Regions from separate parts of the Mus musculus genome. Here region 2 is linked to region 1. The links are chromatin loops, found by intact Hi-C in ENCODE. Cell type or tissue: left cerebral cortex. All regions are shown on one strand. Links, peaks and the distances in the headings refer to the core of each region. The heading gives the core; the rest is flanking DNA. Region 1 overlaps Gm31432 (a long non-coding RNA gene). Region 2 has its middle 72 kb from the start of Gm22805.

The links. Hi-C counts contacts between places; a loop is a spot of excess contacts. Peaks named below come from ENCODE experiments on the same cell type or tissue, not always from the same donor. Only the 100,000 strongest peaks of a DNase experiment are listed, where the experiment ranks them.
Region 2: it touches region 1 in a loop (14-fold over the local background); 2 of 42 quality-filtered maps call a loop at or near these places.

The regions. Positions count from the first base shown.
Region 1 is chr9:46,426,242-46,441,475 of GRCm38, forward strand. All of the region lies in intron 1 of Gm31432 (a long non-coding RNA gene), which reads left to right. Among named protein-coding and RNA genes, the nearest start is that of Gm31432, 44 kb to the left of the region's middle. In left cerebral cortex, for the core only: CTCF peaks have their summits at 7,665 and 8,834; a DNase peak (open chromatin) is centred at 8,646; H3K27ac peaks cover 1,633 bases.
Region 2 is chr9:46,694,177-46,709,410 of GRCm38, forward strand. No RefSeq gene overlaps it. Among named protein-coding and RNA genes, the nearest start is that of Gm22805, 72 kb to the left of the region's middle. In left cerebral cortex, for the core only: no CTCF peak of the experiment used is centred there; DNase peaks (open chromatin) are centred at 8,556, 9,255, 9,755, 10,197 and 1 more place; H3K27ac peaks cover 3,109 bases.

The DNA of each region.
Region 1 (15,234 bases), core at 4,901-12,900:
AAGGAAATATTCTGTAGACAATGTCTGCAGAACCCACAGCATCTCTTCTGGAGGCATTGTAGGTTGGACGCGAGGTAGGCCCAGGAGTATCCTTGGGGCTGAGCTCAGTATGTTAGACTGAGTTCTTCTCTGGAGGCTTTGGAAGAATGTGTTCAATCATCTCCAATATTGGACATTATGGGAGCCCAGCCCCCTTTCTTTACTGGTTGTCGGTAAGGGTCACTTTCAGCTTCCAGGGACTACTCTTGGGTCCTGCCCTTGTGTTCCCCACATCTCTTTTCCTCTTCACCACGTGGCCCCTGGCTTCTCTCTCTGTCTTTTTTGTTTGGAGACAGGGTCTGGTGAATATCAAGTGTGCAGCCTTGGACTTTCCATCTTCATATCTCAGGCTCCCAGACGCTGAGAGGACAGGTATGTACCGTGATGCCTGGCGCCCTGGTGTGTCTTCACACCATCGGAGAAGTTCTTTTAACTTAAGACTAACTAATTGATTGAACCAAGGTTGGAATTCAAGGACTCTTGAGTATTAGAATTACACCCTATCCCAGAAGCTCTGCTTTGAAAGGGCTCAGTAGTTAGATCAGACCCAAGGTCACCTGATTTAGGGACCTGCAAAATTCCTTACAGCAGTTCTAGATTTGTGCTTTATTGGCTCTAGGGACAGGCCATCTTGGAGGCCAGTGTGGAAGTCTGTCTACTGTTGAAAGTGTTCTCTAGCATGGGGACTGAAGGGTCCACAGTACTTAGAGGATGAAGCCTTTCAGGTAGAGAGTCGAGGCTAAGCAGTGGTGGATATGGGGAGGCAGAAGGAATGTGGGTGGTATGGACCCTGAGCGGAGCGATGGGGCAGGGTGGGTGCTGTGTATACTGGGGTAGGTGTTCATCAGGTAGGGCACTGAAGGTCTTCAAGGACAGTGGTGGCCACTTGGGATGGCTCAGGAGGAAAGGGATTAATGGAGAGTAAGAAGGGCAACAAGGGCATCCTCTGTTCTCCTGAAGAAGCACCATGCTTCTCTTCTGTCTCCACTCCGGGGTTCATGGCCACTTGGCAAATCTTACAAGGCATCACAAGGAGTCCAGCCTGTGCTAAATTCCAAGGACAGGGTGCTAACCAATTTGGACTTCACCTGTGTCCTCTACAAGAGGCTCAGAGTTATCTGAAGAGGAAAGAACAAAGCGAAGAGTTTATGCAGAGGGCATGCAGCAAATGGGAAGATGGGCGTCAGTGGAAGCTCTAAGGAGTTTCTCTACCACATGGTCCTGGTTTTAAGAAGGCAAAAACAGGAGCCCTTCATCCTTGCTCAGGGGCTAGGAAGGGAGAGGAGGGTCAGAGGCCTGTGAAGTGCTTTCCTGGGGAACTTGCCTGGGTCGTTTTTTTGCCTTTGCTCAGGAGGACGTCTGGGCTGGCTCTGGGCGAGTCCGAGACTGTAATTCTGAGGGAATAGAGAGGTAGAAGAGAGTACAAAACTGTTTGATCAGAGTCTGACCTCTGGAAAAGAGCTAAGTGTCTTTTTGCTGGCAGCTGCAGCAAAAGGTGCAATCATTAGAAGGTGGCATTTTGCATTAAAATTGTCCCCATCAGCCAGTGACATTTTCTTGTTCCTTCTGGTCAGGAGACCTTTTAGTGCCACAGATTCAAATGATTCAGGCATCAGAATTTCTCTCCCAGAGGGCGAGAAATGTGGTCCAATCACCCTGGGGTGGCCGTGTGCATTAGCCAAGGTTGAAAAAGCAGGTGAACTAGTGGGTTAGTGGGCACTGCAAGGACAGAGCCTGAGCTTGGTGGCACAGGCAGAGCAGAGCTGCACAACTGAATTTCGTGCAATGGAGCCTTTTTTGTATGTGTGTGAGGCTGGGTAATGGGACCAACAGCCACGTGCTTTGTGAGTGCGTTCATCACGATGTAGAGATAGATGGACAGGGAGATGTGTATGTGTCAATGTTCACCAAGGAGAGAAATGAGCAGGTGTGAACAAGAGTGTGCACGCACATGTGTGAATGAACTCACGTGGCTTCGTTTACAGTGGGAAGCACGTATGGACAGAATGGTTTTTATTGTTAAATAATTGCCTGGAGGCAGTGACAGTTGACTCCCAAATACTACTTACCTATTTCTGGGGCCATCATTATTCAGGTAAGGGATACCACATATGCTCAAAAGCCAAGTGTCCTTTCATGTATGAATGTGTAGGTGGGCAACATATGCATGTGTGCATGCAGGTGCTAGTGGATGTATGTGCACATGACAAGCATGAGCAGGCCAGAGGCAAGTATTAGCTGTCTTAACTGATAGCTCTCCACCTTGGTTTGTTTGTTTGAGACAGGGTTTCTCACTGAATCTGCAGCTCACTGGTATGGCTAAGCTGGCCGGCTACTGAACTCCAGGGATCCCCAACTCCCAGTGCCAGGGTTAAGGTCTGGTGCCACCAAATCTGCTGTTTTCTGTGGGCGTTGTGATTATGAGCTCAGGTGCTCATGCTTGTATGGCAAGCTCTTTACTGACTGAGCCATCTCCACACCCTCCCCAGAGTCCCCCTTTGTGTCTAAGTGTGAACGCCTCCTCTTCAGATAGGCTTTCTTTAAGCACTTGAGGCTAAGTATGTTCCTGGTCCCCTCCAGGCTTCCCTCCATTGATGTGTTTTTCCTATGAGCACCATCTTATTGTGTATTTGTGTATAAGAGCATCATCCTTTTACATCCTACAGAATAGTGTGCCCTTTGCAACAGTGGACTGTTCTAATTCACTTGTCTACATAATAGGAACTCAGTACAGCTAACTGAGGAGTGACTGTGTCCTTCTGTTGTCCCAGGACTGGCTGAGATTGAGGAGATGCAGGGATGTTGCTTCCATGCTGGGATCATGGTACAAAAGTTGGCTTTCAGGGTGTATGAAGTCCTTATCACAGAAAATAGTCAGAGACTAAAGGATCATGGCTATTGACTGGCCTATACCCAATGGTGGGGTGTCAGCCAGTGCTGTGCTGTGGGTTATAAGGACCCTTAAGGGTGGACCCCATTGGCAGACTCCCAACATCAACCTTGTTGGCTACCAACTGCATGAGCACACATATACGTATGTACCGGCACTCTCACACATATCTGTATACATACACACTTGAACACACACACATATATAAAGGTAAATATAGGCATAGATAGATAGATGATAGAAAGATACATAGAAATATACATATATACATATACACACATATAGATTCAGATATATAGACATAGACAAAGCTAAATGAAGATGCTGTCCCCAAGGCCTCTGATCCCAACCTTCAACATTACACTCCAGTCCCACCAAAATGACCTTTCTAACAAAGCCTTCATCCATAAAATAACCCATCCTGCCAAGTCTAGGAGACAAACCTGGGTCTTTGCACAAAACAGAAGCCAATGGCAGGCTGCTCTTTCTTTCTCTGCCAGGAGAGCAAACATGTTCCCGTAGGCTCATAAGCAACCTTAAGAGCCTCCTCTATGCTGCCTCCTCTATGACATGTCCCCAGCCTTCCAGCTCCCTCCTTGCTCCCTCCCCAGCCCTGGATCCATGGCAGTCAGTGAATTTTAATTTGTTGTTCTACTGGACTACAAGCTTATGACTAAGCTAGTACCTGACTCAACCCCAGTTCTCGACAAGGAAAGCTAAAAATTGACCCTCAAAACAAGTCTCAGGTTGGGAGTCTAGTAGCCATCTGCAGAGAGAATCTCTTATGTTCTGTATGGAATCGTCACCTGTCAATAAAAACCTGTTGGCCTATTAGCTAAGGCAGGAAATAGAAGGTGGGAGTTCCAGTATAGAGAGGTTGGAGCTCTGGGAGTTAGAGGTTGGAGATTGGTCCTGAAGTCTGATGATGAAACTGAGGAGAGATAACCAACCATCTGGCAGACCTAGACTAGAATAAACAGGTTGTATCAGTTACGAGGTTGTTGGGGAATGAGACAAAGCTTATGTCCTAGACGTTTACTCGTAAATAATTGGGTCTCGGAGTTATTATTCTGGGGACAAAGAAGCCAAATAGGAAAGACCACAGCTACATCCACCACATCCTCACACTGAGCCCTGGCGTCAGACTTGGGGTGCCATTTCTCTGAAGAGTTCAAGATCCAGAGTAATTCTGGTGAGGAGGGTAAGGAAACCCCTGGTTTTGCCCGACATCCCCACTTCCAGCATAAAACCAAAAGTTCCTATGATGAGCCTGCGGGAGGGACCTCAGAGCTAAGGATGACACAGGAAGGAAGTACAGCTTCAGAGAGAGGCCATTTTCCACCACAGGTCCTCTCCGGGTGGTGACAGAGGGTCACCTGGTATGTGGTCAAAAGTCTAAGCCAGGCCTGGAGGTGCAGACCCGATATCCTAGCTTCTCAGGAGACTCTGGTGGAAGAAGGCAAGGTTCCAAATGCAGAGGGAGCTGAAGGCCAACCTTGGCAGCTTAGTAAAACCTTATCTCAAAATTAAAAAAAAATGAAGTAAATTATGTAAAAATAATGGTATAGGTCAGTAACAAAGCAGCAGTGTAAGTGAGGCTCTGGGTTCAATCCCTCTGCTAAAGGAAGAAAACCCAAGCAGGCACGGAGCCCATTTTCCACAGGCACCACAAAGAGCATCCTCACCAGGAAGATCAGGGCAAACTATCTCTAAGTAAGGATGGGGACTCCTTACTTAGGATAATATTGGTAATGACCTACCTATGACCCATGCTAGACGCTCTATCCATGCATGGTGGCTGAATGAGTGACAGATGACCCCTGAACTCACCTGAGATACAGGCTTTCTTGGGGGGAGCAGACCCCACCTCAGGACTGCCTGGGGGAGGCTCTGCCAGGAGAACAAGAGCCCTGCTCGGCTTATCGGGAAATCAATAAGGAGGCGGGCCAGGCCCTGGGCAGGCTGACATGCTGTACACAGGCCTTCTGCAAACACAATCACCTCCTCAGTTATTAATGGGCCTCGCTCGCTGCCTCTTCATTAGTGCTCAAATATCAACAGAAAACCGTTTACTTACCATGGGTTCCTGCTCGCGCCGAGCAAATTTGGACAGGGCTAGTCAAACAGGGAGCTTGTTGTTGGGCTAATGACAGAGCCCAGTGTAAAGTTTAGCAGTAGCGGAAGCAGGCAGAGAGGGCACCGGCCTGCACCTGTCCCCCAGGGGCAGCCTGGCAAGAGCTAGAGGAGGAGCCGTACCTGTGGGAAGCCAGCAGCCCGGGGCCCATAGCTGTGACGACACATACTGAGCATGCGGAACCCTCAACTATTTGGCCAGCCTTCACCTCCAGATCTTCACCTGACCGTTAGAACTGGATCCTGGCAGGATATAGAAAAGGATGTGGGCTGGGCAGTGGTGGTATACACCTTTAATCCCAGTACTTGGGAGGCAGAGGCAGGTGGATTTCTGAGTTTGAGGCCAGCCTGGTCTACAGAGTGAGTTCCAGGACAGCCAAGGCTACACAGAGAAACCCTGCCTAAAAAAAAAAAAAAAAAAAAAAAAGAAAGAAAGAAAGAAAGAAAGAAAGAAAGAGAGAAAAAGAAAAAGAAGAAGAAAAAAAGAAAAAGGACATAGGCCAGAGTCTGAGACTGTGGATTTCATAGCTACATAGAACTGAGGTTCAAATCCTAGCACTGGCTAACTCTGTGACCTAGCCTCAGTTTCCCTTCTGAAAAATGGGCAGTCTACAGCTGAGAGGCATGAGGCTTTGATAAACTTGACACTCTCCCCAAAGGTTGTGTGTTTAGGAGGTAACAGACCCAGATTGGGAGCATGGCTCTGACTCTGAGCTTCCACAGTAACACACACACACACACACACACACACACACACACACAGACCATCAGCCCAGTCTACCCTGCAGCAGCAGGCATACCCCTACCTCAAGCTGCCCTGAAGGCTTATCCTAGGCATCCCTCACTCACCCTTATGCCTTTGCTCTGATTATTGATAGAACATTGGCTGAAAGAGAGCCAGACAAGGAGAAAGAAGGGCCATGCAGCTTACAGTAAGGGCAGTCTCTCAGTCGAACCCGGAACTTGCTAGTACTAGCTCGTCAGCTTGCTTTAGGGATCCCATGTCTCTCAGCCTGCTGAGTGCTGGAACTGAGGTGTGTGGCCTTGACTTTCAGGCACTTACATGGGTTTGGTTGATCTGAACTCCAGTCATCATGATTGTATGGCAGCTGATTTGTCCGTTATGCCATCACTACAGCTTGCGCACAGATGAGGTCTCGTCATCCACAGATCTTCCGCCACTGAGCATCATAGGGAAAGGATAAAGGAAGGTGTGATATGGGAACCAGGAGACTCTGACTCTTATCCTAACTTTGCCGTTAACTGGAAGAATTGCTTCCTTCCATGGAGCCCCCGGGTTTCCCTGTCTACAGAACAGAGCTGATGGTGTCTGCCTCAGTACATTTTTAGGGCTGGGGTGAGAATACGCAGAGAGATAAAGAAAAGCAACCCAGCTCTGAGATCTCATCAATGTACCAAGAAACACAACCCAAGTGTCTGAACCAAGCTTTGATTCCTAACTAGAGATGAACACATCTCACAGACACTGCATTCTTTTCTATTGGCATCTTGGGATCAAGGGCATTGAGTTAGATAATAGGGAGCAAAATGGGGTTCAGGAGCTGGGGGATTGATTGTAGTGTTGGGGTCCAAGAAAGTGAGAGAGTAGGGTTAAGCTGGTCTCTTGAGTCAGGGCCAAGGAAGCCAGCCTTGGGTGGTGTTCTTTCTCTCTGGACACGGACGCTCCTGACCTAACTTTTAGCTTGAGGGCTCTTTCTCTCTCAGAGCATCTTTAGCTCTCAGACTCAAGGGACAATCCACAGTTTTCTTCAGAGGCTGGGGACATGGGGATCTAGCCTACCCCAGCTTTTGTTCTGGTTCCAAAATTACCCTAGTCTCTCTTCCAATTTTAAGTTCTAGGAGGCCCCAAATCCAAGAGCTGAACTCTCAGGTCAGTGGGAAAGCCGAATCTTGGCAGTGTGAAATCCTTTTCTACCATGGTCATTGCCGCAATGCCTTGACCGGGTACCATCTCACTGACAGATGCAAATAGCCAGCATCAGCCTCCCCATAGATTCCAGTCCCTCACTACCACCCCTTCCCCCTTGCTAGCAGAGATGTCTGAAGGTGGTTCAGTTATGCATCAGGACCCCGTTCCTGACATGGGCACGTGTCCCTCTCCCAGTGACCTGGTGGTCTATATCAGCAGTAAAAGAAGATCTTTGTTAGGAAGGAGAAGTGGCATTATTCAATGGCACCATGAGTGGAGCCCATTTCAAGGCTCTCAGCCCTGGTTGTACTTTAGCATCACATAGAGGTTTCAGAAGAGGCCAGGAACCCATCACAGACCAACTGAGTAAAAGTCTCCAGGAGAAGCCCAAGACATTTTTGGTCTGAAGCTACCTGAAGAGTGGAGACGAGCACTGAGGACTGAGGACCAATGATCTAGAAATGTTTCACCTTCTGGATGTTGTCTCTGGGGTCCTTCCCTAGCCCTACTGGTAAAGTTGCAGAATCTGAAGCTTTCTTTGATGCCATCAAGGGAAACATGGACTTGGACCCAAGTGCCTGAGCCAAGGCCAGGAGGAAGAGGTAGATGACTCTGAGGAGGAAGAATACACACAAATCCCAGAGTGATGAGACACTTAGCTACCAGCTGAGGGCGCTTGATGCGGAGAAGTGGAGAGCAGGCCCCTGCCCTCCTCTGTTCAGTGTGCCTGAATGTCTGATAAGAAGACTTATTTCTGATAACGCACGGCCTTTTTCTTTCAGCGTTAAGAGCAGAGTTAGGGGACCACTTGAGGAAAGGACACTTTTAGCATTCTGCATCTCAAATGCAGGTGGGGCTCTGCTGTACTACAGATCCCTCAGCTCGTGCTGAGATCCTGTTTCTGTTGAGACTGTATACATGGGGGACTTGGGGAATAGGCTGGAGGCAGAGTCGGAAGGAACTTCAGATGTCATCGGAAAGCCACAGGGACGTGGGGACAGCCACTCTGAGACTGAGTTACAGTTGGGAAATAAAGAGTTAGACGGTGCAGGTAAGCCAGACATTTGATCATTGCATTGTAAACGTATCAACTGGGAAATTTTTAAAAATGCCTCAGGCTTGGGGTTTGGCTCAGGAGTAGAGTACTTGTCTAGGTGTATGAGGTTCTAGGTTCAACAACCAGTATTGCCTCCTTCTCCTAAGATAGCCTTGGTAGACATTTAATTTTATTATTTTTTTTTTTAATTTAAGGAGAGAGTTGATCAGGATAGAGATAGGGATTCATCCTTTGCCTTTGTCCTGCATCAGTGTCTGAGGCCCGGTCTCTTGAGGGGCCTGGTTGCTGATGTGAGACTAGATATTGGGAACCATTCCAGCCCAGGAGTCACTGGTACAAACCTCTGCTTATGTAGAACCATCAACACTTCGGGAACCTGGAGAAGTACACTGGGAAATGCTGCCGAGAATAAGAAGAAAAGATCTGGGTCCTAGTAGGATTTGAACAAAAATGGCCCAGGGGGGCAGGCTGCAGGAAGGGAGAGGCTTCTGGTTTTAACATACAAAGAGCTGACTAATGCCTCTCTTTAAGGGGCTGCTTGCAGATGCAAAGCCATATGGATGGGCTTGGCTGTATCCATGCAGCCCTGGCTCCCTGCCTGGGAACGAGCATGAGGCAGCGTGGGAGGAATCAATACTTTTTTCTCTCATTATGCACCTGCCTTGTCCCGTTATATAAGAACTGGCCTTTTGGAAATGGTAAGCCTCACACAGCTGGTGCTCCTCCTTCCAAGTGGGCTGAGGAGATGGAGCAGCCTGGGCACTCTTCCCCTTTCCCCCACAAGGGGTTTCCTCCCTGCAAGGAGCCCAAAGAAGTCCTCTCTAGAGGCATACATTTTCTCCAACCTACTTTAATAAGGGTTCAACCTCTTTTCTAACCCACAACCCACCAGAGGTAGTGGGAGAAAAGTTATTAGGACATGGGGGAAGTATACCTGTTTAGAAATAGTTCTTTGGGGGCAAGCTCAATCTTCGTTGTCAGGTTATCAGCAGTTCAGTCCAGTAGCAAACACCAACTATGAATCAGCAGCTGCAAACCAGTCGTCTCTGCAGTCACCATACACAGACCAGCAAGGGCAGTTCAATCCAGAAGAAACCGCAAGGCTCGTCAATTGGCCAGGGTCTGCAGAAGCAGCAAGAAGTCACAGGTGCCTCACAAGAAGTTCTTTGGTGGGTTTCTCTATGGTGTCACCGCAGGCAAAGCTCAGCAATGCAGTGTAAGGCGAACCAATACATGCGTGTCACCAGTGAAAAATATTGAGGTAGAGCAAAGCAAACCAATGCTCCAGCTCATGTGCCTCCTTTAGCAGAACATTCTTTTACATCTGTGCCCAGCAAAACATCATTCTACATAACTGACTTTGCAAACAAACCAGAAGTTTCCATTTCACCTCTCCTCCTGATTAGGACAGTTTATTCTTCTCTGGAAAAGACCTTTAGTTCTGAGTACAAAGACCATTTGCAAGTTCACCCATCGATCCTTAGCAATATGGCTGAGGGGTCCTCATGGAGGCAACTGCTATTGGAGGCAGGTAGCAAAGAATGGCTCCACCTAGTCGAGGGAAAGAGTGGTGGGAAAGATGGTGAGAAAGTGGTCTGGGCAAGTGGTGGCTGCAGGAGGCCTACCATACCATGCTGACTTTGAACTTTATTGGATGGACATAGGAGGGAGCCATTGGCATTTAAAAAAATCCTGAAGTTTGTCTAGAAGGGAAGAACCAAGGGACATAAGGTGTTTGGGGTGTCACATGTTCCTGCTGAGAGATTTGGGTGATGTTTTAAGAAGCTGGGAACAAAGGAGGGAGTTAAGATGAGTGGGGAAGAGACAATGGTCTTGGTGTCAGACTTCAAAAAAGGTTTTATTTTATTTTTTGTTATGTAGATGTGTATATGTCTGTGGGTATATGTGCATATGCATTCGTGCAGCTGTCTGTAGAGGGCAGAAGTGTCAGACCCCCTAAAGCTGGAGTTATAGGTGGTTGTGAACAATCTGATATGGGTGCTGGGCATTCAACCTGGGTCCTTTGCAAGAGCAATATGTCTTCCTAATGGCTGAGCCATCTCTTCAACCCCTGGTGCCAACTTTTGAGGCCTTAGCTATTGTAGGAAACCCAGAAAGGATCTAAGCCTCAGAGGGAGGTTGGAAGATGCAGACATGGGAGCTAATATTGCACAAAGCAAGGAGGAATGGGGGATAAGGAAGAGAGAAAAGGTTTAAGAACATAGCTGGATCTGTGACTGATGGGGAACCACAAATGGACCTCAGGGTCTAAAGCAGGTAGTGTGAGATGTAGGCAGGGGATGGCTGCAGGGCTCCTCTCTTCAGATCTAGATTATAGGCCTGCATTTAGTAGGTTCTTAGTCCAGCAGGGAAGTCCCCTTGACTTGAGTACTAGGAGACAGTGCTCAGGCCATTTCCCTCTTTCCTTCCCAGTAGTTCTGAGCTTGTATAATGAGTTGTGGTTCTAACTAGACATCAACAGGCAAGGCCAATTTTGTTGAACTACTTAAAAAAGTAGAAAGTTTAATAAATAAGCAAATGGACAAACCCCAAAGCATAGGTTTTGGTATAATTCAATTTCCTCAACAAAGAATTTCCTCAGCCTGTCTTGGCACAAGGAGTGGGTACCATGAGCAAGATAAGGCCAACTATTCGGGGAGCCAGCCTGTAATAAGGTTGACAAACTTCATGAAGAAGGGAGAGTGATGAGTTCTCCCCAAGGGTTGTGTGGGTTTGGGGTAGCCAGGCAGACCAGCTTCAGACAGATGACCCAACAAGTCATTTCCCCACAGCATTTCACTCTTAAACAACTTAAGCACACAGAGATGTGCAAAGTCTCCAGTGCTCTCATTCAATGCATGGCCTGGATCTCACTGTTCCCACTACAGTCTTGTTTCATTATCAGCCTGCCTCCTCATCCCGTTATCCATCCATCAATTAGTGTTCCTGATGAACAGCTTTACTGCTCGTTTTATTCATACCATAAAGTCCATCCACTGTAAGGGTACAGCTGGATGGCTTTTACTAACTTTATCCCATTGTGCAATTCAGTTTTAGGGCCCCACTCTTCACCCCTGAAGAATTCCTTCAGTCCTGTCCACATGTTGTCCACGACCGCTCTTGCCCCAGGCATGAGGCACCCACTGCCTGCCCTGGCCCTTATGGGTTTGTCCATTCTAGAAATATTCATGTAAATAGAAATGTGTGAGCCACAGTCTTGTGTCTGTCTCTGGCCTCAGAGTAATGTTGAGGTTTGTGGTGGTTTGAATATGCTTGGCCCAGAGAGTAGCACTATTTGGAGGTGTGGCCTTGTTGGAGGAAGTGAGTCACTGTGGGGGTGGGCTTTGAGAGTCTCCTCCTAGTCACATGGGAGACAGTCTTCTGTTTGCCTTTGGAACAAGATGTAGAACTCTCAACTCCTAGTGCCATGCCTGCCTGGATGCTGCCATGCTTCCCACCATGATGATAATGGGTTGAACCTCAGAACCAGTAAGCCAGTCTCAATTAAACGTTGTCCTTTATAAGAGTTGCCTTGGTCATAGTGTGTCTTTACAGCAATGGAAATCCTAAGACAAGGTTCACTCTGGCTATATCCCCCACCCTTATCCCCATACCCTCCCTCATTCCCCACTCCCATCCCTACCCCCATCCTCACCCTCATTCCCCACCCCCATCCCCACCCTCACCCCCATCCCCTGCCACACCCTGCTTCATTTTGTAGAGCTGTATCCCATGTGTAGGTATACTGTGGTGCATAGGGATTGCCACCATCAATGGGCATTTAGATCGTTTCTAGTTTGTCTCATGTGAATGACTGTGCCTGTGAACCTTCCCACCCAAGCCTGTGTGGACTTAGGGAGAACAAAATTGACCATCCCTAAATAGACATTGCTAGTAGATTTCCAGAAGGTTCTTCAGAGGTGCCACAGGTATAAGGATGGCTTTGCAAAGCTGTCTTTTTGTTAAAAGAGGCATTTTATCTGGTAAGAAACAGACGGGGCAGGGGTCTTTTAGCTGGTATCTGTAGAGGAGAGATCTCTTTGCATGAAGGATAGACTGCGGTTTGACAACTGGCCTAGACAGAGATGCCCACAGGTGATGGCTACCTGGGAGACTTAATCTACATGCTAAGCACACTTGTCTAGTGGATCTGCCTCCTGGCAACTCCTATCCCCACCCCACAAACTTCCACCTTTCTTTCTGTGCAGTCCACAAGTTTCAACTATTAACCCTCCTATGAGTCTTATACTTTGCATGTACTTTCTGTATATATCAGTGCATTCTGTCCCCCTCCAACCAAGGATTTTACTTTTCTTTGTAGGCTTCTAAGGACAGAGGAGGGACTGACTATGTCAAAACTAAAGGGAAGCCTTGATGCTTGGATACAAGCTATACCTAGAGGCTCAGAAAGTTAAAGCCATCATATACACAAGTGGTGTCAGCAGTTCAGGAGGGAGGAATGGGACACAGGACCACAAAACCTGGGTAGAAGCCTGGGAGAGGCAGGTGTTAGCTTGTGTCTGGAAGGCTCTAAGGACTGGTACGTGAATCAGCATGAGTGGAAGTGCCATGCAGGAAGGTTATTGGCTGTGTGTAGCAGCTAGGCTCCCGAGGAAATTAGTCCCATTGTTGGGTGACAACCCTGCTTCTGAGTTGGAGGAGAGGTGGGCAGATCAGATAGGTGACTGGATGCGTTTGTTCATTGTTAGGGAGGAAAGGACCCAGGGGGTTGAGCAGCCTTGCCCACAGTCCTCTGACACCCCCTGCTTTTAGTGACAAGGCAGCCTTCCCCCCCACCCCCCTGCTTCTGGCTCTCTTCTCACTGCAGACCTGTGTGTGACTCTCAAGGTTAGCGCCATGGGGGTCAGTCCTGTTTAAATGTTGATTACAGAGACGGTGGGAGCTGCTCAGATTTCTAATTAAGATTAAAGAATGTACCCGGCTTATAAATGGTTCTCAGGAATGTATAATTTGATTAGCCTGTTTTCTCCAGGCGTTTTAATTTCTGGATTAGTGAACGTGGCCTCTGACTACAGGTGGGACAGCTTGATCACTACACGCAAAGTTTGGGGCCTTGTAAGGGATAATGGGGGTGTCAAGAAGACCATGGGGCAAGAGAAAGCGAGTAAGCCCTGGGTGAGTGGGAGCAGGCTAGACTGCTACCTTTTTTCATTCCCTCCTCTCTCTCCTCACTTGTGGAAGAGGGTGAACATCGCCCCAGTACAAGATCAAAAAGGGACCAAAATATTGATCAGAAAGCAAATTTGCTCACCTGGTCCTCATTTATAGTCATTTATTCCTATTCAAAGTCATGAGGGGTTGACATTCCCCGTCCAGTATCCAGACCCCTTCTCCTTTCTCATTTGGAGCCCAGTTATAGCAACTGTTGCTGAATGTATGTGCATACACCATAAAGGCTGGGGCCTGCCACAGAGTCTGAGACCTACTTCAGGGGCTGAAACTTGGGCATCACCACTTGATGGGCAGGTGGACTACAGGCTCTGGCTGCCACGGGAAGTCACTCCATTATACAGGAAGCCTTCCAGTTTCCAAGACAGTCCTACCCTTTGGTCCTGGCTGCATCATGACTTCGAAAGAATCTTTAAAAACATTGGTTTAGAGAGAAGGTGTGTATATTACGCTGTGCACGTGGAGGTCCGAGGACAGCTGGAGGGAGCAGGTTCTCTCCTTTATCATGGGAGAGCTGGGAATGCAAGGTACGTTTCCAGGCTTGGCAGCCAGCGCCTTTACCTGCTGTGTCATTTCCTTGGCTTCCAATCTGACTTTTTGACACCCTAGGTGCTTTTGATTTCTTGGGTGCCTTTCTCAAACAAACAAACAAACAAACAAACAAACAAGCAAACATAAATAATAAATAGGAAACAAAGCAGATTCTATGACAGCTTTGCTATACAGATGACACATTTATATTATGTATTAAAACATTCCATTCTCTCTGAAAGGTCATTTGTTTCCTTCTGGTTTTCAAATAAATTAAAACATTTCAGGGACCCTGACCCAGAGCCTTTGGTCCCTAGTGGATAAGACAGGCCTGTCGTGTAGCCCAGAGCTCTTGACAGGCATCAAGCCTATCTGCCCGCTGACCCAGCAACAGGTGGCCTGTCTTCTGAGTCTGGCACGTTGCCTGTTGTTCTCCCTACAGAGGTCCTGAGAGGAAAACTGAATGCTGTCCTCAGGCTAGCGCTGCCCTTGGGTCATCCCTGCAGAGGAGCAGGATGGCTTACTGCTCTAGGCTTCTGTTCCGGTGCTAAGCTTCAGCCCCTGAAGGAGGCCTCAGACCCTGTGCTAGGCCCTGGCCTTGATGGTAGATTTCAGGCCCTACGGTAGGACTCGTTTTCCATTGCCTCTCTCCAATCCATCTTCTCAGAGCCACATGTTTCCCAGTGGGCAGGCCTCCTGTGTGGCCCTGCCTCCTGAGCCCAGCTCATTTTCTGATTGAACAAATCTTTTCTCTTGCATTTTAATGTGCCTGACCTCTGGCTGGGAAGGGGATGATGGTGGCCATATTTACATGGTGCCCAGCTCCAGGGTCTCAAAGTTCCTTTTCAAAGGAGTGGCCAGAGGACATCATTCTCTTGCTTGTTTAGAGTTTGTGTGTATGTGTGTGTATGTGTATGTGTATGTGTGTATGTATGTGTGTATGTTTGCATGTATGTATGTATGTATGTATGTATGTATGTGTGTGTGTGTATGTCTATGTGTGTATATGTATGTGTGTATTTGTATATATGTATGTGTGTGTATGTGTATATGTCTATGTGTGTGCATGTGTATATGTATATGTGTGTGCATGTGTATATGTATATGTGTATGTATTTATGTGTGTGTGTGTGCTCCAATCCAGGAGAGCCTCAGGCTTCCTCCTCTTGTCTACCTTGAACTATATTGTGTGGATCAGATAAACCCAACAGAGGATCAGAGGTGTGGTGGTGGTGGTGGTGGTGGTGGTGGTGTATGTGTGTGTGTATGCGTGTGTGTTATGTCTGTGTATATGTGTGTATATATGTGTGGTATATATGTGAGTGGTATGTGTATGCTATGTATGTGTATATATGTGTATGTGTGTATATGTTTGTATGTGTTTGTGTATGTGTGTGTATACATATGTATTTTGTATATGTGTGTGGTATGTGCATGTGTGTGCATGTGTGTGCATGTGTGCAT
Region 2 (15,234 bases), core at 4,430-12,429, 270 kb after region 1:
TTAACAGGATTAAGAAAGAGAGTACCTTAGTAGCTGCAGAACATGTACTTGATAAAGTTCAGCATCCCTTCATGATAAAGAAGATCTCAAAAATAAAATATAGAAGAAACACTCCATCCCATCCATACGGCATAGCTGAAAAGTTCAAAGTTGACATCATAGTCTGTGTGGGAAGCCGAAAGCTCCTTCTTTGCCATCCAAAACAAGCCTAAGAATTTTTTCATTTTTACCATTCTTATTTGACGAAGTACCAGGAGTGCTAGCCAGAAAAATAATTCAGCAAGAAAAAGAAATAAAGGGCATTCAAATTGGAAAGGATGAAGTCAAATCGTCCCTGTTTGCAGATGACATGACTTATGTATCGAAGAAACCCAAATCTGTTAGGATGGATAAATTCAGTAAACTTGTAAGATACAAAATTACCATAAGAAGCAGCATTTATATATGCCAGAAGAAAACTACCGGAAAGAGGCATAAAGAAAGTAATCTCATTTGAAATAGCTTCAAAAGGACCCAAGAAAAAGATTTGACAAGAAGTTGAAAGATAACTATGGTGAAACTTATTATATTGTTGGAAGATCTGAAGAAAATGCATGTATGTATGCACACATATGATGGGAAGACAGCCCATGTTCATGGACGAGGAAGACTGATTATTTTTGAGTGCTTGTAGTCAAACCCAGGGCCTTAGCTACGCTAGGCAAGCACCTTATCATGGGACCTCAACTTACTATTGATAAAATGTCCATCCTACCCAGAGGGAGCTACAGACTTAATGCAATTTCTATAAAAATTCCAAGAAAATTCTTCACAGAAGTATAAAAGACTCTTAAGATTAATATGGAGATAAAATGACTTTACATAGTCATGGAAATATTATACTTCCTGAATCAAAAATTATGACAAAGCTAGAATAACTAAGTAGTAAATACTAAGATGAGAGATACATGGACTAATTGAACTTAATTAAGAACCTAGAAACAAATCCATTGGCTTGTAACCAATTTGACTTTTGCACCAAGAACATACACTGGGGGAAAAGATAGTCTCATCAATACATGGTGTGGTTATTTATACACAAGAGAATGAAACCAGACCCATATGTATAAGACAAAGTTAAAATGGACTAAGAATGTACTAGAATAAAATATATGGGCAATACTTATGGGGGGTATACATTGAAAGACATAGGAACAAAGACCCACATTTATTGTGGTAGCATTCACACTAGCCAAGATATGAGTCAACGTATCTAGGCAGCCATCAATAGGTATTGGTAAAATACAGATGAGGAAATATTGGTGAAGATGACTGAGGAAATGGGGTATTTCTAAACATAAGTAGACTACACAATTCTTCCCCACAAAGAGGGAAATCCTGTAACTTGGTACAATATGGGTAAGAGTGGAGGGCAGTTGGGCACAGAGAGACAAATTCTGTCTGAATTCCTCTCTTTGTGACAGCCACAATTGTGGAATTGAAACATAGAGTAATGGTTAGTAGAGGCTGGGATGGGTAGAGTCAGAAAGAGACTAGTTGGTTGATGGTTATGACATTATAGTTAGGGGCAAGTTCTCTTGTTCCATAGCACAGTGCAGTGAGTAGAGTTGATAATTATGGTACATTTAAATTTTAATGGGCAGAGGAGAGAATTTTGAATGTTGTCACCACAAAGGAAGGATGCATTTTTGAGGTGCTGTGTATGCTAATTACTCTTATTTGATCATTACACATTTTATACATGTATCAAAATATCACACTGCTCCTTATAAACATGTATAATAATTACATGTCAATTAAGGAACAAACAAGCAAACAAAACACTCACACAGAAACCTAGATTTTAGATAGTAGGTTAATTTGGGTGACTTGAGAGCACACACGATAGTCTTTTCACATGGAGAAGGTTTCTTTCCTGCTTCCTAATTCCTCCTACTTAATGATCCTCTCAGAAGAAATTAAGGTCTTTGACCTATTCTTGAAGTTGTGAAACATTCATCTAGTGGTAATTTTCTCTATTAACCAAAAATATTATAAAATAGATTATGGCACCCCAAAGCTTCAAAGTCAGTTTGGCCCAAAAGACAGTTTGAGGTGTGGTCATACTCGGATCTTGATCTTGCACCAAGAGCTGGTTAGGAGCTGACAAAGGTCAAGGACAAGTCAGAGCTACAGTAGACCTGGTAACCTTGGAGACAGGACCTGAGAGCCACTGCCGATTAAATCCATGACCTCATGCCTCTGGCCAGATGCAGGGCTATTGCAGTTCCTTAGAGGGCACTAAAGCTCATCCAACTCTTTATCAGTTTCTCCTCCTGGTGCTTTCCTCCTAGACTGGAAAGGGCAGAAAGTTATAAGGAATGCCTTGATTCTCCATAACTGCTTCCCTCTTTGTCCCCTTGGGAAAGGGACAGATATTGTTGTTTTATCTGCTGAGTATATATGCTTCCCACTGGGTCTTAAATGTACTCTATGTTGATGAGATATTGGAGCCCCATGGAGACTTTCTTTCTTTTGAGGCAACTATTTTGTCAGGTGAATTTTTGACCAAGCCTTGCTTGGAGGATGTCTGTCTGTCTGTCTGTCTGTCTGCCCTACATGTATGTGAATATGTATACACATATATGTATGTGTGTGTACAGAGAGTAGAGGTTGATGTCTGGTATCTTCCTCCATTTCTCTCCACCTTATGTTTTTGAGTCAGGCCTTTCACTGAACTCAGAGCCCACAGAATCAGCCACATTGGCTTCTGATCAAACCTCAGGGATCCTCCAGCCTCTACCTCTCCAGCACTGGGACGTCCGGCATGCTCACTGCACCAGGCTTTTTTAGAGGACCTTCAATATGATGTATTTTTAGTTAAATCCAGCTGCTACCACCCACCAAATGTTGAGAAATTGTTCTATAGTAATTCCATTTCTCCTGGGTTATCTACAGACTATGTATAGCTCTTGCAATGGGTAATATCTGCCATGCATAAATTCTATGCTTATGAAGGGATGTTTATTTGTTTTTCAGCATTTTATTATTCAAACACTCGTAGGTAGAGGAAAGAGCATAATGAATCCCCATGGACCATCATTCAGCCTTAACAATTACCAACATATGGCTATTTAAAACGTCTATATTCTCCACTTCTCCCTACCCCCTGCTAGACACCAGATTATTTCATCTGCAAATGCTCCAATTATGCATTTCTAAGAGACCTGGACTCCCTTCGTCCTTAAACACAACCACAATAGAATTTTGCTATTGGAAAAGGAAATCTTTATTTAAAGCTTTATTATTTTTAGCTTTTATGAAAGTAATACATTCTCACTGGAAAGATTCAGATGATACCTCACGTATAAAGAGTAATGAGAAAGTGGGTCGTAAGTCAAATCAACAGCCAGGGGTAATCACCACACACCTTTTGGTATTTGCTTATATGTAGTATGCTTGGTATATGTTCCCTATATAAGTTTATATGGGTAAAATCACACTGCAGTTAGTATTTCTAGTTTTGTTTCCCTTAATCTTTTAATATGTGCATTAGTCAGGTATTTTTTTTTGGTTGTTTTTGTTTTGTTTTGTTTTGCCATGAAAACAAGTACCAAAGATAATCAATTAATCAAGAGAAAAGGTTTAATTTTGGCTCACAGTTTGGAAATTCCAATCCATGATTGGTTGGCCTCCCAGCTCTGGGCCAGTAGAAAGGTATATCATGGCAGAAGAGTGAATGGAGTGAAACTGCTTATCTCATGGTTAGGAAGTAAAAGAGAGAGAGAAAGGGTGGGGTTCCACCACCCCCTTCAGGGAATACCCCAAATGGTTTAAGGACCTCCCTCTAGGCTCCATCCCCTCAAAGTTCCATCATTTATTCAGAGTGCCAAGCCTTGACCAAACCTTTATCACTTGGGTCTTTAAAGAACACTCAGGATATAAAATAGCATATCGGATATAAAAATAGCATATTTAAAATTAAAGAACGAGATGCACACAAAGAACCGCACAGATTGCAAGGGTTCAAGCCAACACATTTTCACTTCTCATGTCAGATGGACATGGGAAGTTGTGGGGAAAGGTATTCAAACCCCTGTTAGTCACCAACACTGTCAAACTGACCCCATCAGTACAGGCTGGCTCATGCTTGTAAATGTGTGTGAGTGTGTGTGTGTGTGTGTGTGTGTGTGTGTGTGTGTGTGTGTGTTCATGTTGGTGTGTGGACTCGCATAAGTGAGAGGTCAACACTGAGGGTCTTTCTTGATCTCGTCTCCACTCTATGTTTTGAGACAGAGGCTCTCACTAAACCTAGAGCTCACTAATTTGGCTGATCTGGCTGACCATTGAGCTCTGAGACCCAGCCTCAGTGCTGGAATTGTAGACACAGTGCTATGCTCAACTTTTTCTTATGTGGGTTCTGGGGATCTGAACACAAGTCCTCATGCTTATGCCCCAGGCCCTCCATGGATCCATCGTCCAGCCTCTACATTTTAACTAAATGGAATCAGAATGCGTGCTCTTGTCTGAGAGACTTCTTTGTACCACATGATAGATAGTCTTATAGAACATCGGTGGTGTTAGACATGCCACTAGTTCCTGAACTTTCTGTGTTCCATACCACACTCCACTTCATGACTACATCTGCCTTTCTCCATTCTACTGCCGATGGACGCCTGTGCTGTTATGAGTCTCTTTGGGGAACACATGCATCTGCTTCTACATACATGTCTGCATCACATTTTCTAAGGAAAATCTTAGGAGTGCTTTTCCTTGCTTATACTTAGACAAGCCATCTATAAGTTCCACTTGTTCCACATCTCAGGAGGCTAGTACAACTGAGTGTTTTCAGGTGAGTCCTCCATCCATGGGTACCATCTTCCATCAGACAACGGTCTTTCTCCTGTGGGGTTTTCCATACCTTTTCTTATTGAATGTGGGAGTCTTTGATATATTCTGGACATAAGATTTGTTTTTGTCAAATATGTGTACTAAAAATAGCTTCTCTCACTGAATACATAGCCCTTTTGCTTTAAATGTGTCATTTTAAAAATAGATGCTTTAAATGGTAATATAGCCCTGTTTAAGAAACACATACTGTGGGCTCTCGAGGTATCTCAGTGGACAACGGTGCTTGAGGTAAGTCACGTGACAGCACATGTGATGGGTTTTCCAGATATCTTAACTTCTTTAGTTGTGCTTTGGCAATTCCTATGCCAATTTCATAAGAACCTTCACTTTTCGGGTATGCTATCTTACTATCTAGTAGTTTAAACCATCCAAATTATCACTTACATATAGCATCGTCTTCAGGAATGCCTTGATACTTTAATACTTTATATTTGCATGTAAATTTTACAGTTTTTCAGTTTCTACAAAATTATGAAAGACAATTATGTTGAGACTTTTAGGAGGCAAAGGCAGGTAGATCTTGTTGAGTTGGAGGCCATATTGGTTTACATAGCCAGGTCCAGGCCAGCCACAGCTACATAATGATGAGACCCTGTCTCAAAAAATAAATAAATAAAAAGGTGGGCATATTTTTTGGGGTGGGATTAAAACTTAAGTCAATTGGAGAAGAATTGAGAGCTCTTTAATGGTGCTTCTCCCAATCCAAAAATCCATCCCGCCACCTGCCACAGTCTTCTTTCACAGTGATAAGAGGATTTTTTTTTTTCCTAGAGGTCCTTGAACATCTTATGTTATATTTACTTTAGATGTTTTGAAAATGTCATTTAAAACCATTTTTGTTTGTTGGCTCTACACAGGCATACTATTCACATTTGTGCATTGAGCTCTGATTTCTGTGGCTTAGCTGAGTTAACTGTATCCTGTATCAGGAGTGCCTCGTCTGTACCATAGCAATAACACGCATGGGAACACTCCCTCTTCTCATTTACACATTTCTCTTCCTTCCCATCTAAAGCATACACAGTGTTGAATTTTATCAAATAATTTTTCTTTATCTCTTGAGGTGATCATGTAATTTCTCCCCCTTTTTCATTTATTCTGTTAATTGGCAAATTATAGTCAGTTATCTTGGTAGATTTTCAAATAGTACATTTTGCTTTCCTGGAGTCAGCCCAAGTTCATTGTGCTGCGCTATTTGTAAGTAACTTGTTTAGGATCTTTGCCTGAGAGAGATTGATTAGTAGGTTCTCTTATTGAACTATCTTCATCAGATTCCACAACCAAGATTTTATTGATTCCACAAATAATTTCTTCTATTCTTTGGACAACATATACAGGATTGCCTTTGCAGGATTGTGAGTGTGGTACCTGGGCTTGTACCCAGGGTCTTTCATATGCTGGACAGGTGCTATACCACTGAGCTACATCCAAGCCCTGTCTCTTAAATGTGTAAATGGGATTTGTTGGTGAATCCATATGTATCTGACTTATTCTTTGAGTGTTATATAAACTGGTTTGCTTTGAGTTCTAGGATTTTTCCCCCTAGAATATTTATAAAGAAAGGACATTGAATTATGTCAAATACCTTTTCGTATCTCTTGACATGATTTGTCTTTGTCTCTTTGTATCTCTTAGCATGGTGAGTTATATTATTTTTTGAATGTTAAACCAACCTTGCCTTCCTAGCCGTGGTGCATCATGTGTTTTTATATTGTTTTATCATACTTGCTCAAGATGTCAGCTATTTATAATTTTATTTTAATTCCTTCACTAACTTTTTTACTTGTTTGTTTGTTTGTTTGTTTTTCCGAGACAGGGTTTCTCTGTGTAGCCCTGGCTGTCCTGGAACTCACTCTGTAGACCATGCTTGGTCTCGAACTCAGAAATCTGCCTGCCTCTGCCTCCCAAGCACTGGGATTAGAGGTGTGTACCACCATGCCTGGCTATTCCTTAGCTAACTTATTGGTTGTAGCTGCATTGAACCATGTTAGTGATTTATTGAGAATTTATTTATATATACACCTTTAACTGATAGTAATCTGACTGTAAGATAGCAGGCAAAGAGGGGAGGTCAGAGGGAAGGAGGAGAGAGAGAGAGAGAGAGAGAGAGAGAGAGAGAGAGAGAGAGAGAGAGAAAGAGAGAGAGAGAGAGAAGAAAGGAGAGGGGAGAGAGAGAGGGAGAGACAGGAAAAGAGGAGGTGGGAGAGAGGTAGAGGGAGAGAAACAGAGAGAAGATGAAGAGGAAGGAAGAGAGAGGGAGAAGATGAGGAGAGAGGGAGAGGGGAGGGGACAGGGACAGATGATAGGAAGCATTGCATTCTTCACCTAAGGAAGGGTTAAAGCATTGCTCAGTCATGATGGGGCGTGGGGGTGGGGGATGGGGGTGGGGGGTGAGGGAGGTGGGTGAGTTCTGTGGAGAAGGTAGATACTAAGGCACCTGATAAATTCCTACTCATAGCAGATTAGGAGCTAAATAAATGTTGAATAAACATATGAACTGTGTAGCCCCACCTCAGAAAGACTCCACCACTTATTTATTTATTTATTTATTTATTTATTTATTTATTTATTTATTTATTCATTCATTCATTCATTCACTCACTCACTCACTCACTCAGTCACTCACTCACTCACTCACTCACTCACTTACTTACTTACTGTGTGTATGGGGGAGTTACCCCATTTAAAGGTCAGAGGACAACTTGTGGGAATCAGTTCTCACCGTCTACCACATGAGAACCAGGGATCAAACTCAGCCTGCTTGGGAGCGAGTGTTTTTTTCTTCTGGGAATCTCGCCGGCTCCATTCCACAATTTTGGAAGCGAGAACATCAGTTTGGTGTGGATTAAAACACATCGCAGGGACTCTATGTTCTCAGTGATCAGGAGAAAGGAACACGAATATCTTCCTTTCCCTACCTCATGTCACAACCAGCCTTACGTCCTTGTTAAATCCATCCAAGAAGCAGAACCGCTATACAGAATGTGGTGGGCACTCCTTCTTCATGCCCACTGAAGGTTTAGCAGGGTGGGCCCTCCTGAGCTCTCTGAGCCTGCCCTGTAGGGGGTGTGTCAGTTGGGAGGTTATCCAGGTTAGTCCTCCTTCCCCTTTCCTCCACCTCTAAGGCTGATGCTGCAGCCTTCCTCCCTGCCTGCTGTAACAGGCTCATCAGTGCCCTGCCTGGGGAGCTCAAGGAGAGCACCTCCCTCTCATCCCCAGGCAGCGCCAAGAGGACCGCTCCCACCAGCAGCATCCTGTAAATGGCGCTACTAAATATTTCATTCAGGCTTAACAACTCAATCTGCCTGCCATTATCCTGAGGGCCCCCGCAGCCCCCCAACCCCTTTCTGATTAACAAAGTAGCTGGCCGGGAAGATCTGCCGAAGCCATCATCGGACGGACGCTGTGTTAGCTGGTGCTCAGGGCGGGCTGGGCTGAGGCTCAGCATTAAGCAGGAAGCATCGATTGCAGCATTAGCTGGCTTTTTACATTCCCAGGCAGACAATGCAAGTACCTTCAATTATCTTCAAAGCAACTGAAGGGAAGGAAATTGGTCTTAGATGTGGTAAATAGACTCCACAAAGTCCGCTGAAGCATGCAGAGATGTGCGCACTGGGGACAGAGAGGCCTAGCCAACAAGCCCCTGCCATAGCTGCTCAGAATACAGACAACTATGGCAGGGGTCCCGTGCCTGTGAGAACATAAAAGGGTGTCCCGGCCAGGCTGTCAAATGCCAAGGCAGCTGTGGGAGAGATGTGACCCTAGGAGAGCAACGAACCCTCTCAAGGCTCATTTTCTATATTAGTGACTATTTGGGCTAATGGCAGCTACTTTACATGGAGCTGATCTTGATTTCAGGTTTCTGTCTTCTTCAGGTTGCCCACCTTCCCCTGCGCCCCCTCCCCTCGCATCCCCAGTTCTTAGCATGCGGTTAGTTGTGGGGGTTCAAGTCTACACTTCCCACTCTGCTAGCTGCCATTGACATTGACAGTGTTTGTTTTAGGGAAGGGGCGTGGCACCGCTAAGAGGCTGGTGAAAGCTTTGTCCATCTGCCCATGGAAGAGCTCACAACGGCACAAAAGAGTGGGATAGAGGTTTGAGCCTAGCCTGGACTACACCAGTGAAACCCTGTCTCAAAACCAAAATAATCCCAAGAGTCAAAACAAAAATAAGTGCCTAAAACACACAAAGACACAATTTCCCTGTGATTTCAAGATTTCAAAGAATGTAATGAGAATGAAGCTGGAATCCCTATACCAGTGTTTGCACCCATAGACGACGTGTGACTCACAATCGGAATATGTCTGCGGACTGCTTGAATAACTTCAAAGAGGCATTCCAGCTCTGTCTGTTTAGAATTCAATTCTATTCAAAAAGCATCCGGGGGAGTGCTTACTGTGGAGAAGGCTCTGGACTGGATCCTGTGGAGAATACAAGGATGCGAGTCCCACCCACAGGGCAGGGAATGAGACACAGAAACACAGGGCAGGGACTCTAGAGGTTACAGTTGAGGTTCATCCATTTGAAGGGTCCCCTTGCTGACCTTCCAAGAAACAACTCCCGGGGGTAAGAGGTTTGTGTCTTCCCGTTCAGGCTGACCCTGGAGATTTTAGTGGGCAAACATTTGGGACTGACTGAGAGAAAAGGAGAGTGCGTGGTAGTATGTGCTGTATAGGTTCTCACCCTTGATGCTGGGTAGAGCGCGAGGGCCCAGCAGCTAACACCTGCTCAGTGCTGTCCAGTACCCCTGCTGGGTTAATCTATTCAGCAGGGGCATCATTATGCATGGACAATTTACATAATTTCACCAAGCCTCTGATTGCAGGGCGCTCAAGTGCCTATTTTGGAAGCTGGCAAGAGAGTATGTCTTTGTCTTTTCAGGCCATGGAGAGGGTGCGATGTGGGAGGCCAGACCTGCTTGTGTAAAGCTGGCCCTGCTCCTAGAACTGGCTCTCTGGGGCAGAGTCTACGAAAGTGAGCGGAAGTTTCCTCTCGGGGGCTTGTTTCAGGAGAAGTAGCCCATTCCCACCCCAGCCTGTTTCCGTTTCCTTGCTTGTAACGACTTCCTTTTAAAAGGATAAAACCCCTCGTGGACGTTTTAAGGAGTTAAGTAACTATCAGCAATGGCTCCTGTTGGGGCTGTTTGGATTTGAAAAGAAAATACTGAGATGTAAAGATATCAATATTTAATTGTCTCTCGAAGCCTGCATTTACAGCAGGGAGTAGCAAGTCTTTTCTGAGTGCATGGGCACGTGTGCGTGTGCACCCCAGCATGTGAACATGTGTGCGTGGTGGTAGTGGCTGCCACGGTGGGGGTTGTTTAACAGAGGAGAAAATTTCAGGAGCCTTATGCATAGTCACTGTCATTTCTTATTTAACTCTGCTCCCCATCTCAAAAAGTAAGGGCTGACAGGGCATGAATTCTTTTTGATTAACTCAACCAATAAGTGCAGGACACTTGGGTGGCCCTTCTTTGCCCATAAGACAGAATGAACCTTATAAAAATAGAAGAAGTTTGTGGAGCTGCCTGATGCCATAGCTCCCACTCAGATGCTGGGCTGTGAGAAAGGCTGGCCTAGGCAGGGCTCATCTTCCCCCGCTCCAACCTTGCATGGTTCCTGGAACATGACAGATGCTCAATAAATCCGTGTTGAGTGGTTGTTGGACTCTTTAAGCATTCCCTCTAGCTTTGTGGTCATTTTCTGCCCACACGGCTTCTCCCAAATGCTTGGCAGTTTCCCAGAAAAAGACACATACATCCCAGAGAAAGAAAAGAGACTCAGAGTAGTTAATGGGGCCCTGAGAGTATAGAAAGCTGGACTAGGAAAAGGGAGAGCCTAAAGCCCTGTGATCTCTTTCACGTGGTACCATTAGAGAGTTTTGTATGAGACCCTGGAAGGAGCTTTTGGTCTTCTGGAGAGGAGAACTGTGAATATTCACCAAAGGAACGTTTCAGGGGAGGAAGGAAAATGAGGTTCTCCACCGTGGTGGGCAAGGACAAAAATGGTCCCTACCTCCTTGTAATATATGTTACGAGGAGCTCCTGCCTCTGCCAACAAAATGTCTTAGGCTAGGTAATCTGTACATGGTGGCTATTTCTTTTTCATAGTTTTGCATGTTGGGAAGTCCAAGGACAAGGTGACAGACAGCAGGCTGAGTGTTGGTATGGGTCTTTCAAGATGGCATTTTTGGGAGATTCTCTAGAGGGGCCAAATGCTTCAAGAGGCAGATGAGGTGGGAGGGGCAGAAGGGGCAACCCCTTCCTAAAGCCCCTTCTGAAGGGTCCTAACTCCATCAGTATGAACTTTGTCCCTTTTAAACCACCTCTTACATGCCCTGATCCTTAATACTATTATGTGGGGAATTAAGTGTAAATACATGAATTGTGCCCATACTTAATTTCATATTACAGACACCCCCATCTTATAAAGATGCTGGATAAACCTTTGTCAGGGGTCTTCAGGATTTTCCTGAGGTATCAGGAAAGAATAAAATGGCATGCAAAGTAGAAACAGAAAGCTCTTAAATGTGTCAATGATGCCTTCACAATGTTGAGGCCATACTCAGCTTATTTCCTTTGGAGGATCTTCACAGATTCCAGGGAGAAGTCAGGCAGGTTAGAAGAAGGGGCATGCTACCTCCATGTCTGTGGGTGTGTTTCCAAATGTATGATAAAAGAAGAAGAAGAAGAAGAAGAAGAAGAAGAAGAAGAAGAAGAAGAAGAGGAAGAAGAAGAAGAAGAAGAAGAAGAAGAAGAAGAAGAAGAAGAAGAAGAAGAAGAAGAAGAAGAAGAAGAAGAAGAAGAAGAAGAAGAAGCAGCAGCAACATGGGAGCCCCTTTTCTTACTTTCTAAGAAGGAATCTTCTAGAGTGCTTTTTGAATGTGAGCAATAGCTCCTCCCTCCCTGGCTGTGCAGACAGCAGTGACATTAGAACAACTTTCCATGTAATTCTTTACATAGATTTCCAAGGGATTTTTTTTAATAATATCATTTGTTCAATTCAATTCTAATGAATATGGATTAATTTTCTGCATTATAGCTATTGATCTTTGGCCATTGATCTGGAGAAGGGAGTATCTCTGTTCATAAATCCCTCCATTTGGACTGAGGGTTCCCCTGGGAGCAGAGATGGGGAGTCATAGGCAGAAAGAGATAGAAAAGCTAGAGCGTTGGATGAACTAGAGAAATGATTTGAGGGAGATGGAGAGGTGAGAAACATATTGGTCACTCCCCATCTGATTAATCCTTTGACTCTTCCAATCCAAGCCCCAAGGTCATTGTCTTCTCCTCCTCTCCCTCCTCCTCTTCTTCTTCTTCCCCCTCCTCTTCCTCAACTTCTTTCTCTTCTTCTTTTCCCCACTTTTCCAATTCCTTTATCTCACAAAACTTTTTCAGATTATCTTCTTATATAGTGCTAAAACCTCACATTCCCCAGACCTCTATTGCTTTATCTCTTAGGCCACTGACCTTTTCCACTGTGTACAAATCTTCAGTGTACTGTGTACTGCAAAACCCATGAAACTCAGAGAGCCCACTTCTTCTCTTTAGTACTTTTGACCCAACATCTAGTCCAGGCAGACTCACTTGTATGGTGAATGAGGTTTAAGATTGTAGTGGGTAAAGAATGGTCTTTTTTCTGTACCGTTAACCCACACTGAGTTCTTCCCATAGTTTGCGTTTCAACAGTCTACACTGGAGTAGACTGAGGACAAGCTTATCCCAGGAGACACTCTCTTCCTTCCTATCAGACTCTCTGTATCAATTTGCCAATCATGTTGCTCTCAAATAGGAGAAGGTAGCATTCTGTTAGCAGAAGTTTTGAGCAGTCTTTTCTTCTTTTCTTTTCTTAGACTTTCTACTCCAGCAGGCATTAAATGGATGGTGTCCAGTTATTAATGTGAGCACCCTGGGCCCAAATCTTGTTTCTCTTCTCATGGACTTCCTTCTTTTACAACAATTTCTTCAGGCCGCCTGTCCCAGAAGTTTCTACAGCCTATCTTCTACTTCTTTAGCTATCTATTTCCCTTTTCTGAGAACTGAGACATATAATGGCAGTGATGGTAGTAGAGGCATAGATGTGGATAGTGTTCTGTTCTGAGTGTCAAAAAGAGGCAACCTTGCTATTACAGTGGCACCGGTAGGATAGAGAGAGAGGAAAGGCCTTAGAGTTTGGGGACAACTTTTCTTTGCAAGAATCTTAGGATGGAGTAATGGATTGATGGATTAGAGAACATTCTAGTATAGCCTCTGAAGTAGTGCTGTTTCCACAGACTCTTGAGTTTAAAATCCTTCCAATTATCATCTGGACAGCACAAAGTCCTATTCTTGGCGCTTCATTCAAAGCCTGTCTTCCACCATGTCTCTGGGTCCATTTTCACTATACACAATTGGTCCAAAGAAGAGGCCTTGCTGTGACACCTAGAAGTGGGATGGAGAACAGAGATGCAAACACAGCAGGTGTGTGGAGAGCTCCGCACCTGAAGATGCCAGAGCATCCTGTGGAAGATGGGTGTGCTGGGCTCAGACTTGTATAAGAGCTTGTAACAAACACTGCAGCTCAGGCCATGCTCCACCTTTGTCCATTTGTTCAGTTTCTTCTTAAGATTTGTGCTCATCCAGGTCTCAGCAAAAGACAGGGGCCATCTCCACTACAGGAAACATTTTAAATGTACCAAGTTCATATACAGGCTGACAGGTAACCAAAAGTTTCAAGCACCTGGTTAAGGCAACAAAAAACAGTGGAGTATCATGGAAATAGCACTGGAAACCTTTGAGGGAGACCTACTTGCCTGACTTAAGCTGGTGTTGCTGAGTTTGCAGAATGGCATTGTGGGGTTAAGACTCAAACCTTTTAAGGAGGAGTTTTACTTGGCTGAAGGACACCTGGGCTGTATTGGGGAAAACTTCGAACTGTATCGCAGCTCTGGGCTCATTTGACAGAAGCAGAAAGCAAAGTGTAACTCAACAGGGATATCATAACTTCTGCCTCCTTCTTTTCTCTTCCTCCTCTTCTTCCCCATCCTCCTCCTCCTCTTCTCTTTGTAGTCTTCCTTTAGCAACCTCAACTGAGAAGCCTCTGCTGACAGGGAGAAAGCAGCAAAGCAGACACCACCCTGCTTTTAAAACAAAATTGCAAACGTTTGATTTACCAAATGAAGAGTCAGGAGCCAGAAGCTGTGGTGAAAGCCTGCCCATTCAGAGAGGCAGAGAAAGCATCCAGGTGACCTTCTTGTCCTACTGATGTCCCAGAAGGACAAAGTTCTTTCTCCTTCTCCATGCTGTCTTAAATACCCTTCAACCCAAAGACCTTCTGTTTCCTTTCCTGGGTTTTTTTATATTCACTCCCTACTAACTGCTTGCTTGCTCTACCTCTTGACCTATGGTTGACTTTATTTAGCTCTTGTTTACAGAAAGGTCTTAGGTTAAAGATGTGTGCTGGGGCTCAGCCACACCACAAGAAAAAAACCCCAGGGGTTTCTAGTTCACAATCTCAGGGTTCCCAGTGTGATCAATTATCCTGCAATACCATCCTGCTGTGACTTAGGAAGGATCTACTTAGAGGGACAACAGTTTCATAGATCACTCATTTGGATACTCAACATTTGCACACGACTTTCAACATGATTTGAATTCCTGCAACCATGTTAAAAATCTGTTCTTTTACCTATACTATACTGAAAAAGATGTTCCCATTGTTTCCTCAAAATAAAGACACACAAAGTTTCAGCTCTTGTGCCCATCTTTGGGTGACAACCATGCTGTTACCAGGCCATGTTAACTCCTCTGCAAGGTAGCACAGTTCCTCCATTAGAATATTTTATTCTTTGAAGAGTAAATGTGAAGGTAATCCCGGACATATTATAATGTAATAAGGGAAAGGAGCATGAAATAAAATAATCCACAGAAAGAAGCAAGTATACATGGTTGCTGTCAGCCTTGCTGATGTAATTGGTCATAAAGTGTGTGTGTATGTGTGTGTGTCTCTGTGACTGTGTGGTATGTTTGTGTTTCTGTCTGTATATGTGGTGTGTGAGTGTATGTGTCTGTGTGGTGTGTTTGTGTGTATGTGACTGTGTGGTATGTTTGTCTGTCTGTATGTGAGTGTTTGTGTCTGTGAGTATGGTGAGTGTTTGTGTGTGTGTGATGTGTGTCTGTGTGTGGTATTTATGTGTGTGGTATGTGTGTGTGTGTGTGTAGTGTGTGTGGGTGGTATGTGTGTGAGTGTGTGTATGTCTATGTGTGGTGTATGTCTATGTGAGTGTGTGTGTCTCTGTGTGTGGTGTGTCTGTGGTGTGTGTCTGTGTGTATGTGAGTGTGTGTGTATGAGTGTATGTGTCTGTGTG